3 separate regions of the Homo sapiens genome follow, and regions 1 and 2 are each linked to region 3. The links are chromatin contacts, found by Hi-C in ENCODE. All regions are on one chromosome and are shown on one strand. The core of a region is the stretch at or near the end of the contact, and the rest is flanking DNA. Distances in the headings are between cores, read along the strand shown. Region 1 holds the start of MTX2 (metaxin 2). Region 2 holds the start of IFT70A (intraflagellar transport 70A). Region 3 has its middle 280 kb from the start of MIR4444-1.

The links. A loop is a pair of places that touch in the nucleus more often than their neighbours do. Pooled maps may share reads with other maps.
Region 1: a loop to region 3 is called in a pooled map, with 5 times the contacts of the local background. The contact joins the promoter of MTX2 here to the enhancer-like site in region 3. A Hi-C loop is called at or near these places in 4 of 37 single-sample maps with no recorded cell type and 2 of 50 pooled maps.
Region 2: a map with no recorded cell type shows a loop between it and region 3 (5-fold over the local background). The contact joins the promoter of IFT70A here to the enhancer-like site in region 3. A Hi-C loop is called at or near these places in 2 of 37 single-sample maps with no recorded cell type and 7 of 50 pooled maps.

What each region holds. Positions count from the first base shown.
Region 1 is chr2:176,266,792-176,271,123 of GRCh38, reverse strand. It overlaps MTX2 (metaxin 2), which reads right to left and starts at 1,682. Exons shown (of 10, transcript NM_006554.5): 1 at 1,455-1,682. The coding sequence starts at 1,494. RefSeq lists enhancers at 788-1,413, 1,414-2,041 and a silencer at 1,746-1,835.
Region 2 is chr2:177,617,192-177,622,193 of GRCh38, reverse strand. It overlaps IFT70A (intraflagellar transport 70A), which reads left to right and starts at 3,452. Exons shown (of 1, transcript NM_152275.4): 1 at 3,452-5,002. The coding sequence starts at 3,493. IFT70A-AS1 (IFT70A antisense RNA 1) reads right to left here. Exons shown (of 3, transcript NR_198966.1): 2 at 4,674-4,893; 3 at 2,956-3,906. RefSeq lists an enhancer at 3,150-3,379.
Region 3 is chr2:176,929,271-176,933,868 of GRCh38, reverse strand. It overlaps the pseudogene RNU6-187P. Among named protein-coding and RNA genes, the nearest start is that of MIR4444-1, 280 kb to the left of the region's middle. RefSeq lists an enhancer at 1,670-1,969. Within about 2 kb of position 1,473, at least 4 of the 41 ENCODE cell types and tissues checked have a DNase peak (open chromatin) inside an H3K27ac peak, as active enhancers do.

The DNA of each region.
Region 1 (4,332 bases), core at 433-2,932, 660 kb after region 3:
ATGCCTAGAAATTTTTAAACGTCACTACTTAAAGCAGTATCCAAAGTTTATTAAAAGACATTCATCATTTTCTCATTAAAAGAAATCACATATTAGGACACATGCACACAGTGAACCACTCAACATACACTGTGAAGTTTTTTTTTTCAACATAGTAGCAAACTAAATTAAATCGCTGATCTAACTATATAAGCCTGATTTTGTTTCAACATAAATGGTAAAAGCAGAAATAATCATTGCTTGAAATCTCAAGATTAGTCATTGATTTGGGTCGCAAATATTTATTGAGCACCAACTGACTATGGATACAATGGGGAACAAAACAAGTTTGATCCCTACTTTCAGGAAGCTTGCAATCTAGTAGGAGCTTCTCTCCTCTAAAAAATAATGTTTTTAAGTGAAGAAGGAAAAAAAAGAAATGTACGTTCACACAAACGCAAAGCAGTGAAAAACATTCCGGCAAATTTTATGACACATTCTGTACTTCCCATTTCCAAAATACTATCTTATTACTTCAAATGTACCTATTTATTGTGGTGACTGTCTTCATTACTGTACTCATGTTGAAAACACTGCTAGGGAGTTATGACTAATTCCATTAGCCTCTATCTCAAAGTACCTATGTTTAGTCTCCTCACTTTCTCAACAATATTTAATTTCTTTCATTACAATAAATAAAAACCTCAATAAGAGAAATTACAAACCTATATACATCAGTCATGTTCAGTCCACCGACTCAAAAGTATTTCTTTAAAGTACATGCAGATTTAAAAATTTTCCATGAATCCGCGCGGGCGTGGTGGCGGGCGCCTGTAATCCCAACTACTCGGGAGGCTAAGGCAGGAGAATCGCTTGAACCCGGGAAGCGGAGGTTGCAGTGAGCCCAGGTTGTGCCACTGCACTCCAGCCTCGGTGACAAAAGAGAAACTCCGTCTCAACAAATAAATAAATAAATAACTCCTAGAGTCTTAGCAAATGGCACTACTGTGTCGCTGGGAGACGAAGCAAGAAGTCTGGTGTTCCCTCAACAATAGGTAACAACTGATTAGTGACAGTCACCTTAAACTTTTTGAGTACCAAGACCCAGAAACTGCCACCACTCTTAGACTGAAGCGTTCAGATGCTTGCCCCTGTGGTAACGCCCCCCACCTCAATCCCAATCCAAGGCCTCCCCCTCATACTCCAGCACCTCCCAACTGAATGGGGAGGTGGGACAAAGTACCGCCCAAGGGAAGGAGACGGGACTCCTGCTCCTGCGGGGTGACCTTGGCCAAGTGTCTCCTTCTCAGTTTTCCCATATGTGAGATAAGGTTGGTAGTCCGTGCCCGCCTCCACCATCCGGGCCGGGTTCAGCGTATAATGCCGCAAGGCTGGAGGAAAGCTCCAGCCCTGTACCCCACGCGGCTCCCCGAGACCGCGCCGCCACCTTCTGGGTCTGCGGCCAGCCGCGCTACCTGCAATCTGGGAGACGAAGGCTTCCGCCACTAGAGACATGTCGGCTGGGAGGCCCGGCGCCCGGGTGCCTGCCCCCCACGGGCCTCAGCGTCCTCCACCGCAAACCCGGAGGCTCTCGGCAGTTAACGAGCCTAGCCCCGCCAACGTTCAGACTCGCAAAGCCCACTCCAACAGCAGCGGCGGCTGCAGTGAGGCCCCCAAGGTTACCGCCAGGCCTGGCTAGGGACTTCCGGCGCAGCCGACAACGGCACTCGAGCGCTTCCGCCGGCCCCGCCCCCGCGCCGTCCTACGGGGCGCCGGCGCGGCTAGCTCCGTCCAGCCAATTCCAGGCTCTGCGCTGGGGGCCCGCAGGTGGAAGCGAAGTACCCGACTCGTCTCCCACCCAGGGGACTGGCAGGGGAATCTGGGAGATTTTTAGCGTCCTTTCTGTAAGCCAGAATTTTGTAACCGAGTAACATTTGTAAACGCCCACTGGATACCAGGCACTTATATACCTATATCTACACACACATATATACATATATACACACACACATACACACATATATAATATATACACGTATATATGTACACATGTACATATATACACATATATACATATATATACACATATATTCTATTTGACTTCGTCTTCTCAACAACCCATTAAAGTAATAATATTATCGCCATTTTACGGATAAGAATATAGGCTTAAGGAGTTTAAACTGCCTGCCCAGGCAGTCCTCCAAGGACCAGATTCAAGGCTGCATGAATTCCCTCTATTCCATTATATTGCTGGGTTGATTAGTCCGTGGATAGACATTAGTGTTTTTTGTTGTTGTTGTTTATTCAAACATGCTTGGCAGAAAGGAGGCTTGAGCAGCGCCTAAGCCAGAAGGTAATTTGTCCTTCAACTCCATACACCCGAAATGATGCTCAGCTTGGAGAATAAGATACTTTAGTTTCACACACTTCTCACCTTTCGGGGGTGAACGGGGCAGGAAGAGGAGAAACTAAATTCCCTGAGTAACTTTGTCTTAACCTAATAGCTTCTTAAATTACACAATTAAAGAAAAATCATATGCATTACAGATTGGTGGTATTACAAGTGGGACAGGCTTCAGAGCTGGTAACCCAAAGCCCCCTTCACTGATGAGAAACAAGTTCAGAGAGGTGAGGTAACTCATTTTAAATCACACAGTAAATCAAAAAGTCAGACAGCTTACTAGGTTTTTGCAGAGGAAACCTGTATTCTAAGAATTACTGTCCATGACATTTAGAAAGCTATATTTCCATTCTTTATATCCGTAGATCTCTATTACTGTTCATTCTGCCTCCTTAACTAGCGTGGTTGGTTTCCTAGAGCTGCCAGATTACCACAAACTGGTTGGCTAAACAACAGAAATTCATTCTCACAATTCTGGAGGCTAGAAGTCTGAAATCAAGGTGTCAGCAGGGCCATGCTGTCTTGCAAGGCTCCAGAGAAGGGGGTTGCCGGCAATCTTCCATGTACTTTGGCTTGTAGATACATCACTCCAATCTCTGCCACCACATCACACGGCATTCCCCCTGTGTGTCAATGTGTTCAAATTTCTCTCTTCTTGAGAAATAACACCAGTCATTGTGTTAGGGACCCCCACCCTAATCCAGCAGGACCTCATCTTAACATGATTTCTTTTCTTTTCTTTTCTTTTTTTTTTTTTTTTTTTTTGAGATGGAGTCTTGCTCTGTCACCTAGGCTGGAGTGCAGTGGCGTGATCTCGGCCCACTGCAACCTCCACCTTCCAGGTTCAAGCGATTCTCCTGCCTTGGCCTCCCAAATAGCTGAGATTACAGGTGCGTGCCACCATGCCCGGCTAATTTTTGTATTTTTAGTAGAGACCGGGTTTCACCATGTTGGCCAGGCTGGTCTCGAACTCCTGACCTCATGATCCGCCCGCCTTGGCTTCACAAAGTGCTGGAATTACAGGCGTGAGCCACTGTGCCCAGCCCCATAATTTTTTTAAGGTTAAGTCATATTTTCATCTCCCTCAGCAAAAGGAAGCTTCTTAAACAGCATTTAAATTTACCCAATAATTTACATTGACATAAACACAGCAGCGTCTTAGGAAGTAGTGTCTTCTCTATAGCTGAAATTCAGAGTTGACAAGCAGCTGTGAATAGTAGAAATACAGGGAAGATAATATTAATAGGTTTTTCTTGTTTGTGCAGAGAGAGGTAACACTGATAGTAAAGAATACATGAGATCCAATTTCCTCCTCATCCCATAGGTATTATTGACCAAGAGAAATGAGCTGTTCCAGATACTTTGTTATCAATCAAAAGAAAAGCTTTCAGGCCCTGTCTGTTCTCCTCACAGTGGAGAATTATGTATAACTGTAATAATGAAGAAGACATATCATCACTTTAAGTTCTATTATTAATTTTGGTTTGTCATTTTTATAAAGCTGAAGACACAATATTTTGACTACTTTTTGACAGATTTGAAGTTTAAGATTTCTCCATATCATAGGGCCTGTGTGAGAACTTGAGCCAAAGTCCCTAGAGAGTAATGAAGATTCAACTGGGGAAACCAAAATCAAACATATCCAAAGGGTAGAAGTGAGCCCCAAAGTGGAAGAGACTGGAAAGAGCCAGAGACTGGACACAGATGCAAGAGAAACAGAGCAAGATTAGAGGCAAAGTAGAATGTGCCCTTAAAATTTAAGTTAAGTACCCATGGCTTGATGCATGATACATGCATGAACTGAGCTGGCTGGAAGGTACTGGTTTGGGACTGACACCAATCATCTTTATTATGGCAAGTGCCTTAGTCCATTAGGGCTGCTATAACAAAATATCTTAGTCTGGATAATTTATAAACAGAAATATACTGCCCTGACTTTCGGAGGTTGGAAA
Region 2 (5,002 bases), core at 2,203-4,702, 690 kb before region 3:
GTCAACTATATTTCCAATTTGGCACTAATTTATAGTTTTCTTCTCTGTTCACGGTAGAAGACTGGAGTGGGAGAAAGGGGATGCAAGATAACTGAACTCCACAAACTGTCCATCCTGAAGAAAATGGTCTGAAATCCAAGGGAAAAAGAAATAACAACTGGAAAATGGATTTGCAGAAGGTCCTCCCTTATAAAGGAAGATGTTTGACCACAGCTGTGGTTGAAAAACTCACAAATTAACAATGTTTACCAACAGAAAGGGGCCACAGATACAGTATAAATAAGACATACCTGCCAACTAGTTTTAAAAGAGAATGCCAAATAGATTGTACATACAAATAGAATATGGGACTTGATCATGGCATATTTTGGCAGGCAGAACATAAGTATGCTAAGAACCAAGCATCATGCTTTTTGTTCCTATCTATTTCGCCTAAATGAAACTCTTCTACGTGATAAACATGTCTCCCTTTGTGTAGCAAAATCCACCCTGAGTCCAACTCAAATTTCATCAAACTACAATTCCTTTCTACAAGTCACCAAATCACTTTATTGCAACCACCAAATGCTTTCCTATTAATTGAAATGGTATGATACACTTACTTTTTGATATATCCTCCAGGTTTTCAAGATCCTATTGCAAACAAAATGATGCTTTATGACACTTTATAATATTCCACCCTATTTCATTCTTTCCATAATTTCTATCATTAAACAGCCTTCTCTCACCACCACGCCCAACAAAACTAATCTATTCCCCAACTGCCTATCAGAGACCAGATAAAAGTCAGTCTATCACAGCAGCAGTGATGGTCATGCCAATTTCACAGTGTGATTTGTGCACTCATTTCATTTTGAAAATGACCCTGCCCTCCATCTGTCTAAGCAGAATGTCCTGCTCTTTTCAAGCCAGGCCTCTGGAGCAGCATCACATGAAATAAGGAGGAAGAGACACAGAACGGCCTCCCTCCTGCCCACTTCAGCCACCATGCTCACAGGTACCCACACAAAGAGGAGAACCCCAACTGAATCCTGGTAGGGATCCCAGAAATTTGGAGGAGAATATAGTCCTTTTATTTTCATACATTTTCAAGAAGCCATTTGAAGATGATGTAAATACAACTCTGCAAAACAGAGAGAAAGACTAATGAAGGGCAATTTCCCATTCCCATGTTGTCATCTCACCTTAATTTAATAGCAAATTACCTAAGGTAACAGTACATATATAAGAATTTTAAAATACTGAGCCTTGCGAGGCACAGTGGCTCACACCTGTAATCCCAGCACTTTGGAAGGCCAAAGTGGGAGGGTTGCTTGAGGCCAGGAGTTCGAGATGAGCCTGGGCAACATGGTGAGACCCTATCTCCATTAAAACATTTTTTAAAAAAGATTAGCCAGGCATGGTTGTGCACCTGTAGTCCCAGCTACTCAGGAGGCTGAAGCATGAGGATCACTTAAGCCCAGGAGTTCAAGGCTGCAGTGAACTATGATCATGCCACTGCATGTCAGCCTGAGCAACAGAACAAAGCCCTGTCTCTAAAAAATAAATAAATAAAATACTGAGCCTAAATTCCCAAGGGAGAACCATCAGGCAGCCTGCTGTAAAGAAGTCGATGCACCCCTTCCCCCAATTTATTACTGAGCAGTATCCTCTACCCATGTACCTCCTTGGGCTTAAGACTCTAAAAGGGTGCACCAAGAGATCAGATTGAAAGAAGCCTCAGAATAGAGTTATAGTAATATTCCACAGTTGCTTTCTGTGGGGTCTTAGGTGAGCCAAAGTCCCATTCAATCCTGAAATGGGTGCAGTTTCCCTTTCTTGGAATTGATGCACTGGGAAGCTCCTTGTCTAGTTCCAGCCAAAAAGACCCAACTCTGCCAATTCCTGGCAAGGGAGAAGACTGAGTAAGTACATAAAGTCAGTCATATGATGATATGAGCAATCACACACCTACTAAAAATCTCCTTCCAGTGATACTGGGTAAATACGAACTACACAACTCCAGTAGTCACATCTGCTCACAGCTGGAATCAAGGCCTAGAAGTTCAAAGTTTACTAACTACACAAAGTTAGTTCATTGTTTTAATGGAGAAACAAAGACAATAATATTCCTTATACACACTTAGCACCAAACAATGGGCCCTTACAAACTCACGTACATGAGATACATGGATTGGGTTATTCATCAGTCACTATTTCCTATTGAAATTGGTTATTGGATATCATGGTTCAGCCCCTACCTACCTAGATGTGGCTTTAAACAAACTATTAATTTAATAGTTTGATTTAATTAATGTAATACTTAAATCTTTAAACCTTTCTAGCCCACAGACTTCTTAAACTACAATATGCAGAATGCAGGCTGCTTATTCAAATTAGAAATACTATATGTAAACAGTCTCTAATAGAGGTGCTATATGATATGGTTGACATCGTTATCAACCGTATGATAGCTGTGAAGTTTATATACAGAAAAGATTTATGGGCAGTAACACTATTATGGATGCATACAAAGGATTTGCAGTAATTATGTAGCAAACAACACACTTTTACTTGGATTAGGTTTATATTAGGTGCTAGAGAGACCAATGGATATCATGGGAGATGACAAAAGATACTGATTTCTTATTGGCAGAGACAGTTGGAGGACCACAGCAATGGATACAACCAAGTGTAAACGCCAACATATACTCAGTAATTTTTTTTTTGTCATGGAAAAGGAGAGATACTGCGATCAAAAACAGATCCTCTCCCAGTACCAATTAAGATTCACAGCACTTTTTCCTTATTAACCTCTGGAAACCACCAAAATAAGAAGGATTTCTGTTTGCTGCTGTATTCTGTTCTTACAAACTGTGCCCTCGGGGTAGCATAAGAACCTGCTCTAATTCCAAGGGAATTCAAGGAGTTAACTCCCTTTTGCCATCCCGCTCCTTTTATTAAAAGGTCCTTTTATTGTACTGACGATCTCTACTTTATTAAAAGTAAGCCAAACGCCAGCATTAGTATAGACCACACCAATGCACAAGGCTCAAAATCGCCAGAACATGGTGCCGGAAATCTTCCTCCGATTCGCTAGAGACCGAGGTGGCACAACAGACACAGAGAGTGCCCCTCATCTTTAGGGGGCAGGGAAGGCGAGTGACCGTGCGTCCACACGGGCCGCGAGTCGGGTCGGTGCAACAGGGACTACGCCTCCCAGCATGCAGTGCGGCCACGCCTGCGCAGCGGCGCCACAGGAACGATGCATGCCGGGACCGGGAAGATTCAGTCTCTGAACGGCCCGGAGTAGTCGTCTTTCCCCTTCTGACTGCCGCCACGCTGCAGTCCAGAATATTTGAAGATCAAACCGAACTTGAGAGACTAACGAGAACGGTCCCTTTTTATTCCTAACAGATTCCTTCCGTGGCAAAGTAACCCGTCGTCTTCCGTTTCCGGTTGCCCGGTTGCCCTGTTGCCGTGGTAACCGCACGCATAACAGCCGTGGTGGTTATGGCTGGTCTGAGCGGCGCGCAGATCCCCGACGGGGAGTTTACCGCGCTAGTGTACCGGCTCATCCGCGATGCCCGCTACGCCGAGGCGGTGCAGCTGCTGGGCCGAGAACTGCAGCGGAGCCCCAGGAGCCGTGCCGGCCTGTCGCTGCTAGGCTACTGCTACTACCGCCTGCAGGAGTTCGCGCTGGCGGCCGAGTGCTATGAGCAGCTGGGCCAGCTGCACCCGGAACTGGAGCAGTACCGCCTGTACCAGGCCCAGGCCCTGTACAAGGCCTGCCTTTATCCGGAGGCCACTCGGGTCGCCTTCCTTCTCCTGGATAACCCCGCCTACCACAGCCGGGTCCTCCGCCTGCAAGCTGCCATCAAGTATAGCGAGGGCGATCTGCCAGGGTCCAGGAGCCTGGTGGAGCAGCTGCTGAGTGGGGAAGGGGGAGAAGAAAGTGGAGGCGACAATGAGACCGATGGCCAGGTCAACCTGGGTTGTTTGCTCTACAAGGAGGGACAGTATGAAGCTGCATGCTCCAAGTTTTCTGCCACACTGCAGGCCTCGGGCTACCAGCCTGACCTTTCCTACAACCTGGCTTTGGCCTATTACAGCAGCCGACAGTATGCCTCAGCACTGAAGCATATCGCTGAGATTATTGAGCGTGGCATCCGCCAGCATCCTGAGCTAGGTGTGGGCATGACCACCGAGGGCTTTGATGTTCGCAGTGTTGGCAACACCTTAGTTCTCCATCAGACTGCTCTGGTGGAAGCCTTCAACCTTAAGGCAGCCATAGAATACCAACTGAGAAACTATGAGGTAGCTCAAGAAACCCTCACCGACATGCCACCCAGGGCAGAGGAAGAGTTGGACCCTGTGACCCTGCACAACCAGGCACTAATGAACATGGATGCCAGGCCTACAGAAGGGTTTGAAAAGCTACAGTTTTTGCTCCAACAGAATCCCTTTCCTCCAGAGACTTTTGGCAACCTGTTGCTGCTCTACTGTAAATATGAGTATTTTGACCTGGCAGCAGATGTCCTGGCAGAAAATGCCCATTTGACGTATAAGTTCCTCACACCCTATCTCTATGACTTCTTAGATGCCCTGATCACTTGCCAGACAGCTCCTGAAGAGGCTTTCATTAAGCTTGATGGGCTAGCAGGGATGCTGACTGAGCAGCTTCGGAGACTCACCAAGCAAGTACAGGAAGCAAGACACAACAGAGATGATGAAGCTATCAAAAAGGCAGTGAATGAATATGATGAAACCATGGAGAAATACATTCCTGTGTTGATGGCTCAGGCAAAAATCTACTGGAATCTTGAAAATTATCCAATGGTGGAAAAGGTCTTCCGCAAATCTGTGGAATTCTGTAACGACCATGATGTGTGGAAGTTGAATGTGGCTCATGTTCTGTTCATGCAGGAAAACAAATACAAAGAAGCCATTGGTTTCTATGAACCCATAGTCAAGAAGCATTATGATAACATCCTGAATGTCAGTGCTATTGTACTGGCTAATC
Region 3 (4,598 bases), core at 224-2,723:
GCAAAACCCTGTCTCTACTAAAAATACAAAAATTAGCCAGGCATGGTAGTGCACGTCTGTAGTCCCAGTTACTCAGGAGGCTGAAGCAGGAGAATTGCTTGAACCCGGGAGGCAGAGGTTGCAGTGAGCCGAGATCACGTCACTATACTCCAACCTGGGCAACAGAGCGAGAATCTGTCTCCAAAAACCCAAAAGCAAACAAACCCATGGATCAGATCTTACCTACCATGGATTTTCATTGGTAAATAAACTCTTGGTATTCTGTATCTGCAAGGAGTCATCTGATATGCATGTCTGTTTGTTAAACTAGATTTTACTACAGCTTTTTGGGGTTGGTTTAAAGACTGTATTAGCACTGCATTCCTAATTAACTGCTGACACAAATACTAAGGGGGCAAGAGTGTTGCCCACAGCTTGCCTGCAGTTACCAGGTGTAATTATGCACATAGTAGAGATTCAAATCAAGAATAAATCAGTTTCTGGAAACATGCTGTAAGCACTCAGTGTATCGCCCTGCCATTTCCCCCGTTAGCGTTTTTGAGGCATGCACCCAATAGAAGAAATAGCAGGTAGCTACTGTTTAGCTGAATTTAACCTCTGAAGATAAGCATTTCTCCATGTTGTTGGCCAAACATAGAATTTTCTTTTTGCTTTTCACATGTAATGGGAATACAATGATTTCTTCTCATTGCCAAATCTTAGCTGAAGGAAACCTCAGATAATTTTGAAAACTCTCTTATTTTACCAGTTAACAGACATGGCCTAAAACAGTGATATAACTGTTTAAAGTCATCCAATTGGTTAGGGAGGGCTAACCAGAGAAGCTAGGTTTTTCTCACCACACTACACTTTTCATTTGGGAAACGGGGAGTGTTCATGGTTTGATGAATCAAGTACAGTGTAGGGAGCAGACTGTTATGGTCTGTAGACATAAGTGGGATTCAATTTTCTTGTTTGTTGAATGAGAATTATGCTTGTTATGTTATTAGAATGTTTGGGTCAGGAGCAAGTTCTTTTCAAAATAAATAATTTTATTTTGGAGAAATAAAGCAATCTGGGGAAAATTGCCACTGGCCAGTCCTTTTAAATCAATTCACAGGGTCAGTAGACTCTAGTACCGAGGTTGGATATGCTAAGGATAGAGCGAGAGAAAGAGCTCAGTGACTTTTTCAACAACTAGAGTTACTTGCTTAATTATACTTTTTTTTTTTTTAAAAAAGACCTTCGAGGTACAGTATGAGCAGGGAGTAGGGTGAGGACTTCCCTCAGCACCCATCACCAAGTACTCTCAGGGCACCAGCAGGCCCCCATGAAATAGGTGCTGCCAGAAGCCCATGCCTAAAATTTGCTTGGGATTCATCTCTTCCCTTTCTTTTTTATGATGCTGAACCAGAGGATAAAAAGATAAAGAATTGCACAGCCTGGCACGTGAATGCTTCCCCACTGCGTGCTGCTGTTGTGGGGAGGAAGTAGCAGCCGCCAACCGCTGTTTTATTAATAATGAGGCATTCACATAAATTCCATGCAAAATTGATTTTTGACTGTTATATAAGAATCAAATACTAGGCTTTAAAAAGTAATTGAGAAATCTATTTGTAATTTACTTTGCCTATAAGAACCCGCTGTCCTGCCATAAACAATTTTACAGTATTTTCCCCCCTGTTAAACAGCTATTTTTTACACATCTGTTTGGCCCTTTTGCACGACATGCAGTCAGGAGGTGTAACGAATACAGGTTTGAAACAACATGTGGCCACCATTTCTTTCAGTTTCATCTTCAAGGGGATCTCTTGAAAGTTGTGATATCATTTTCATCACAGTACAAGTGAAGTATGTTAATGGCTAGTTATCTGACACTGGGTGTTGACTGATGAGTCATAAATATGCCTTCTGGTGGTAGGAAAGCATGATGACAAAGCTAAGTAATGAAAAAAAAAAGAAAAAAAAACCCAAACCAACGAACCAAAACAGTCTGTTTCTCACTTGTCTTTAAATGCCTTAAGGGCTATGGTCAAATGGAAAGTTCTGTTACAAAGAGTTTCTCTGGGAACCTATTCAATATTCAGCAGTCCTGTACATATTCAACTGTACCAAAAGTATTTAAAGTGTAATTGATTTATTTCTAATTTTTCTTAAGATGGAAATTAGATGGACAAGAAAAGTTTTAAAAGACATAGGTAATGTTACATATTTTGGCTTAACTTCTATTTTCTAAGGATTATTTCTCAGAAGAGAACATGCTTCTGTTCTTATTCTAGGACTTTTTTTTTTTCCAAAAGAAATCCCTTAAAAAGAAAAACAAATCCCTAGTATATTTAAAAAATCCATTCCCCACCATGATCAAATTAGAACATTTCCATCACCCTAGAAGTTCCCTTGTGCTCCTACAGTCAATATATTCCCCCAGCTCTTGGCCCCAGCCAACCAACTACTGATCTGCTTTTTGTTGCTATGGTTTTGCCTTTCCTAGAATTTCATACAGACAGAATCATAGTATGTAGCCCTTTGTGTTTACCTTTTTTCACTTAGCATAATATTTTTGAGATTCACCTATGTTGTCGAGAGTACTAATATTTTGTTGCTTTTATAGTAATACTCCATTGGATATACCACAATTTGTTTATCCATTCACTGGTTAATAGATACTTGGGTTGCTTTCAGTTTTGACGATTATGAATAATGCTGCTATAAACATTGATGTAAAAGTTTTGCGTGGACACATTTTTATCTCTCTTGGGTAAATATCTAGGATAAAGATTGCTGGGTCACATGGCTTGTATATGTTTAACTATATAAGAAATAGTACCATTTTATACTGTCACACAGTCAATGTATGAGAGTTCAAGTTGTCCTACCTCTTCACCCATCCTTGATATTCTCAAGTGCGTAGTAAGTAGCTCATTATGGTTCTAATTGACATTTCCCTCATAATTTGTGATGTAGATCATCTTTTCATGTGCTTATTGGAATTTGTATAACTTCTTTTGTAAAGAGTCTCTTCAAATCTTTTCCCCATTTTATTGGGCTCTTGCCTTCTTAAGTTGTAAATATCTTTTATATATTCTGGATACAAGCCTTTTTGTCAGATATGTTTTTCATATCTATTATTTCAGTCCGGCTTGCCTTTTTTAACACTTTTTTCTGAAGAGCAAAAGCTTTTACTTTTGAAAATGTTTATAAATATTTTTCCTTATGAGTTGTACTTTTGGTGTCCTGTTTAAAAATGCCTTTCCTAACTGTTGTTACAAATATTTTCTCTTATATTTTCTTCCAGAAATGTAATAGTGTTAGCTCTTACTGTTTAGGCCTATGATGTATTTTGTGTTAGCTTTTAAAATATGTTGTAAGGTTGTTTTTTTCCCCTCTAGATATTTAGTTGTTGCAGCACTATTTTGCTGATTTTCCAATTTAGTTATGTTCACATCTTTGTCAAAAATCAACCATATAACTTTGGATTTATTTCTGGACTCTCTATTCTGTTCCATGAATCTATAGGTCTATCCTTGCCTCAGTGCCGCACTGTCTTGACGATCGTAGCTTTCTTGTAAGTCTTAGAATCAAGTAGGATAATAAATCCTTTATTATTCTTTTTCTAATTATTTTGGCTATTCTAGGTCCTTTCCATTTCCATATACATTTTAGCATCTGCTTTTCAATTTCTTCAAAGAAACCTGCTAGGATTTTGATTGAGATTGCATTGAATTTACAAATCAATTTAGGAAGAATTTATTTAAAAAATTAAATATATTTTAAATGACTACTAAAATTATAAACACGTGTGCTTGCTTCAGCAGCACATATACTAAAATTGGAATAATACAGAGAAGATTAGCATGTCCCCTGTGCAAGAATGACATGGAATTCGTGAAGCATTCCGTATTTTTAAAAGCTCAATATTACTGATTGTTAGATAAATGCAAATCAAAGCCACAATTAAATACCATCTCATGCCAATCAGAATGGCTATGATTAAAAAGTCAAAGAATAACAGATGCTGGTGAGGTTGTGGAGAAAAGGGAACACTTATACACTGTTGGTGGGAGTATAAATTAGTTCAACCATTGTGGAAAAAGCAATGTGGCAATTCCTGAAAGAGCTAAAAGGAGAACTACCTTTTGACCTAGCAATCCCATTACTGAGTTTATACCCAGAGGAATGTAAATCATTCTACCATAAAGACACATGCATGTGAATGTTCATTGCAGCACTATTCAGAATAGCAAAGACATGGAATCAAACTAAATGCCCATCAGTGACAGATTGGATGAAGAATGTGGCACATATATACCATAGAATACTATGCAGCCATAAAAAAGAATGAGATCATGTCTTTTGTGGGAACATGGATGGAACTGGAGGCCGTTATCCTTAGCAAATTAATGCAAGAACAGAAAACGAAATACTGCATTTTCTTACTTATAAGTGGTAGCTAAGTGATTGAGAACTCATGGGCACAAAGAGGGGAACAAGAGACACTGAGGCCTACTTGAGGGTGGAGGCTGGGAGGAGGTGAGGAGCAGAAAAAAAAAAACTGTGTATTAGGCTTAATACCTGGGTGATAAAATAATCTGTACAACAAACTCCCATGACATGAGTTT